2 separate regions of the Homo sapiens genome follow, and region 1 is linked to region 2. Evidence: chromatin loops called from intact Hi-C (ENCODE). Cell type or tissue: CD4-positive, alpha-beta T cell. All regions are shown on one strand.

The links. Peaks named below come from ENCODE experiments on the same cell type or tissue, not always from the same donor. Only the 100,000 strongest peaks of a DNase experiment are listed, where the experiment ranks them.
Region 1: a loop joins it to region 2, with 2.0 times the contacts of the local background. A loop is called at or near these places in 2 of 110 quality-filtered maps.

Annotation. Positions count from the first base shown.
Region 1 is chr19:19,590,037-19,592,536 of GRCh38, reverse strand. The region is part of intron 2 of PBX4 (PBX homeobox 4); the gene reads left to right. Among named protein-coding and RNA genes, the nearest start is that of PBX4, 27 kb to the left of the region's middle. RefSeq lists enhancers at 1,035-1,084, 1,245-1,404. In CD4-positive, alpha-beta T cell, no CTCF peak of the experiment used is centred here; a DNase peak (open chromatin) is centred at 1,256; H3K27ac peaks cover 2,215 bases.
Region 2 is chr19:19,539,073-19,541,572 of GRCh38, reverse strand. It overlaps CILP2 (cartilage intermediate layer protein 2), which reads right to left. Exons shown (of 8, transcript NM_153221.2): 2 at 1,796-1,894; 3 at 1,097-1,369; 4 at 327-482. Among named protein-coding and RNA genes, the nearest start is that of CILP2, 2.1 kb to the right of the region's middle. RefSeq lists enhancers at 99-393, 1,308-1,970 and a silencer at 225-494. In CD4-positive, alpha-beta T cell, no CTCF peak of the experiment used is centred here; DNase peaks (open chromatin) are centred at 212, 1,002 and 1,822; H3K4me3 peaks cover 996 bases.

The DNA.
Region 1 (2,500 bases), 51 kb before region 2:
CCTGGTGAACCCCAGGAATGGCCTGTCGGAGGTATGCAGGCAGGTCCCTCAAAGCTTGTCTCCTGGGGTCAGCTTCACCACACCACAGTGTCTGGGTGTTCCTGCCCTGCGGTGGTCTCTGAAGGCCAAGGACACCCTCAGCGTATGCATTTCCTCCCAAACCCTCCTTCCCAGAAACAGCTGTCCTCCTCGGTGTCTAGAGGAGCTGTTCTGAGAACAAAATAAACCCTGATTAGTTGCAGAGCTTTGAATTTAGCTGGGAGAACCAGATACGGGCCACAGTCCCTTTGCTGAGACCCTGGGACTAGGTATGTTGCAGAATTCGAAAGCGTTGGATTTAAGATGTGTCACGTTGGCCAGGTACAGTGGCTCACGCCTATAATCCCAGCACTTTGGGAGGCTGAGGCAGACGGATCACCTGAGGTCAGGAGTTCGAGACCAGCCTGGCCAATATGGTGAACCACCCCCCCACCTCCCTCACCCACCCATCTCTACTAAAAATACAAAAACTAGCTGGGCATGGTGGCGGGTGCCTATAATCCTAGCTACACGGGAGGCTGAGGCAGAAGAATCACTTGAACCTGGGATGTGAGGTTTGCAGTGAGCTGAGATCACACCACTGCACCCCAGCTTGGGCGACAAAGTGAGACTCTGCCTCTAAAAAAATATAAAAATAAAAAATAAGGTTTGTCACATTGATGTTCCCAGTGAGGACTGAGGCGTGGCCTGAATTCACACAGTGGTGTTTGGCACCAGAGCAGGGACAGCCTGGCACGTTGGAATGTGTCAGGCTTTACCTCCACATGAGCATGAGTGACAGCTTGTGTGAAAAGCTTCGGATCTCAGATCTCGAGTGGGTAGGCAGCTCCGAGGCGGTGTGCTGAGCCCCAGAGGCCCCTTGCAGACCCACTCGGCCATCCCATCCTGGGCCGTTCTTGAGAAGGGGCCTGCTTTGCCTTCTCCACCCTGTGACTGTGTCTCTGGGGAACAAGAAGTTTCTCAGCCAGGGCTGTTGTGCTGCAGGAACCCTTGCTGTGCTGTAGGAACGCACAGAGCCCCATTCAGAGGAGTAAATGTAAATAATGCATAACATCAGGGAATGCCTTTTTGTCTTCCTGACTAATGATTGGCCTTGCTAGTAGTTGGCAGGCATAAGCCATTCTCATTCTTTCCCTTCCTCGTCAGCTGGTCGGATCTGTTGCAATTACAGAATCGGGTTCTGTAAATTCAGCCAGGAAGCTGGGGTGTCATGGTGCTCATGGGGCTTTCCTGGGTCCTAGCAGTCACCCTGAGGCCTATGAGTCACCTCTCTGGAACTGAGATCCTTTTTCTAATTAGCTGTACCCTGGGGCTGAGTCCCATGTACATTTCTTTAGGGTTCTTGTGGGAGTAGACCCCGGCAGCTGGGGGACTTATTCTCCAGGTTGATTGGAGTATCCTTTCCTCCCCTCAGTCTCAGGGTAACTCACAAATTGAGCCCCTGAGTCTCATCAGCTGGGTGGCTCCAGATACTCAACGCAGGGCTGTTTACATTTGAATTAATTAAAACCAAATGCAATTAACCAGTGCATTCCTCAGCCACACCAGCCACATTTCAAGTCTCAGCAGCCACACAGGGCTGGTGCCTCCTATAATAGAAAGGTCTAGAACATCCTATCATTGCCAAAGTGTCTGTTGGACAGAGAAGTGGATCATTGTATATAAATATACAGATTAAGGAATCTGAAAACAACCTGATGTCCATGATAACTAGAAAAACAAAATGTGTGTCCAGGCGCCATGGCTCACACCTGTAATTCCAGCACTTTGGGAGGCCAAGGTGGGGGGATCATTTGAGGTCAGGGGTTCGAGACCAGCCTGGCCAACATGGTGAAACCCCGTCTCTACTAAAAATATAAAAATTAGCTGGGCGTGGTGGCATATGCCTGTAATCCCAGCTAATCGGGAGGCTGAGGCGCGAGAATCACTTGCACCTGGGAGGCGGAGGTTGCAGTGAGCGGAGATCACGCCACTGTACTCCAGCCTAGGTGACAGAGCAAGACTCTCTCTCAAAAAAAAAAAAAAAAGAAAGAAAACAAAACAAAACGTGGTCCATCCATGCAATGGAGTATTATTCAGCCATAAAGAGGAATGAAGTATTGGCACAGGCTGCAACATGGGTGCACCTTGAAAACATGATGCTGGGTAGGAGAAGCCAGATGTGAAGTGTCACATCACATGCTGTGTGATTCCATCAATATGAAGAGTCCAGATCAGGCAAATCCATAGAGACAGGAAGACTCGTGGTTGTCCCGGGGCTAGGGAGGGGGCGTAAAGAGTGACTGCTCATAGAGACGGGGTATCTTTAGGGAGGATGAGAATGTTAGCTAGTGGTGGTGGTCGCACAACCTTGGAAATAAACTAAAAACCACTGAAGTATTCACTTTAAGCAGATGAATTATATGGCATGTGAATTATATCTCAATAAAGCTTACCTCAAGGATTGAGGGTCTTTGGTAGG
Region 2 (2,500 bases):
AAGAGCCCCCTGGCATCCACCTGTCCAGATGTGCATAGTTACCAGTGCTCCTTGGGCCCAGGAGGGAAGGAAGGGCTGGTCTCCACCTGGCTCCAGAGTTTGGGTCCTCCAGGCTCCGCCCCCGCACCAGGCCCCGCCCTTCACAGCCCCGTCCACGAGGCCCCGCCCCCAACTAGCTCCTCCCCTCTAGGCATCGCTCAGGAGAAGCACTGCCTCTCTACATCCAGGCACCGCCTCTAACTCCACCCTCTCTCCCAGGCTCAGCCCCTAACCTCCCCTTCCTCCCCTCTGTACAGGTCCCAGCCTCCAGACCCCGCCCCTCCTACCTGGACACCGAGGCCGCACGCACTTCTGCGCCTCCAGAGGACGCCCGGGACACGCATCCCCAGCGGGGCTTGGGCAGTGGCGGCGGCGCAAGCGACGGCCTGGCCCACAGCTCCCCGAGCAGGGACCCCACGGGCCCCACGCGCCCCACGAGGCTTCTGCGGAAGGCAGGGACGGAGATCAGGTGGCCGCCCTCCCCAGGAACTGCGCCTCCGGGTAACCTGGGACTAAAGGACCCTTCTTCCCCAACCCCCTCACATATGTGCATCCAAGGGCGGACACTCCAGAGAGCAGATCTGCCATCGCCCCCACCCATGCTCCCCTAGGCGCGCCTGTCGAAGACATAGTTTAGGTACCGACCCACCTCCCCACCCCCGCATAAGGTCCCGGGGATCAGTCCTGCTTTTCTCCCTGCATCCTGCACGCATTTGGGCTCAAGACACTCCACAGAACTGAGCTCTTACAGATGCTCAAATGAGGGCAGCGGGAGGGAGATGCGTTCCAGGGGGCCGGACATGGGTCCTGACCCGCTGGGCCTCCTGACGGTGCACTTGGGCCCCGCGCTGTTCCCAGCGCCTCTCTTCAAAAGCCCCGCCCTGCCTGGCCCCGCCCCCTGACGTCGTCCTACGCCTAAGGGTCCCCCGGCTCTTCCCAGCCACGCCCACACCCACACGGTCCTGCCCCTCCCAGCCCCACCCACCACGACTCTTCCCGGCGTTCGCCAGCCCCGCCCATTCAAAGCCCCGCCCCCGTCATCCAGCCCCGCCCTCACCTAGTGGGCAGCGGAAGCGCACGTGGTAGTTGGAGCAGCGGCGGCCACGCGGTTGCTCGCGGTTGAGGCACCAGAAGCCGCGCGTGGGGTTCAAGTGCACGCGCTCGCCGACGGCGGACGGCAGGGCCCAGTCCGTGGTGCGCGCTTCCAGCGCCAGCGGTCGCGGGCACACGCGCGCTGGCCCGTAGTAGAAGCGGATGGCAGCCAGGCTCTCGAAGTCGCCGTCGCCTCCGGGGTGGTCCACGTTGAACCAGGACGTCCACTCGCTGGCCTCTGCGGGCACCGCACGCGCTGGGACCAGGGCGGCGGCCTGTAGGCCCCCATGCATGCGTGCAAAGGCCTTACTTGCTGTCTCAGCCCCCTCCCCCGGTGGGCACCGGCTAGCCGAGCGCGCCCACGACCCGAGCCAGCGGCCTGAAACAGGTGCAGGGCAGACTGGGTTCCCCGCGACCCCAGTTCTGCCGCCCAGGGCCTGACCTGGTCCATCCCGGTGCGCTGAGCTCTTGCCTCTGTCTGACCGGCCTCTCACTTAGATCTTGAACTTGGGGCATCACCTCCAGGGGCTGTCATGTCCGGGGACCAGGACGGCGCCGGGCCCTTCGTCTAGTGTGTGCCCTCTCCTCACACGACCCCAGTAGCCCAAGCCCCACCCCCAACAAGCCCGCAGCAGAGACGGGACTCCGAGGCAGGCTAACTCACCTTCCCAGTCCTCCAGGGCTGGTGAGGGCTGGCCGGTGTACACGGACCGTCTTTCCAGGCCCAGTGCAGTCGCCATTGGCTCCTCGGTGGGGGTGGCGTCTGTGGGTGAGGAGTGGGGAGAAGGAAGCACGCTGCTACTGATGGGGACCGCTGGGAGCCTCCTTTTAGGCAAGGTGCAGCCACGATCATCCCCCCCCTTTTTTTTTTTTTTTTTGAGACGGAATCTCCCTCTGTCACCCAGGCTGGAGTGCAGTGGCACGATCTCGGCTCACTGCAGCCTCTGCCTCCTGGGTTCAAGTGATTCTCACACCTCAGCCTCCTGAGTAGCTGGGATTACAGGCACGCTCCACCAGGCCTAGCTAATTTTTATATTTTTAGTAGAGACGGGGTTTCACCATGTTGGCCAGGTTGGTCTCAAACTCCTGACCTCAGGTAGTCCGCCCGCCTCGGCCTCCCAAAGTGCTGGGATTACAGGCGTGAGCCACCGTGCTTGGCCCATGATCCCCATTTTAACAGGAGGGAAAATTGAGGCTCTGAGAGGCCAGAACCCAGCTCTAGCCCCAAGGGCTGCCATACACTCTCCTCCAGCGCGCTGCCCATGACCACCACCAGGCCCCCAAAGCCAGGTACCTCTCTCTGACCTAGCCCTAACCCCCCGGCTGGGGAAGTGCAAGTACCACCCAGTTCCCCTAGGCTAGAGTCTCC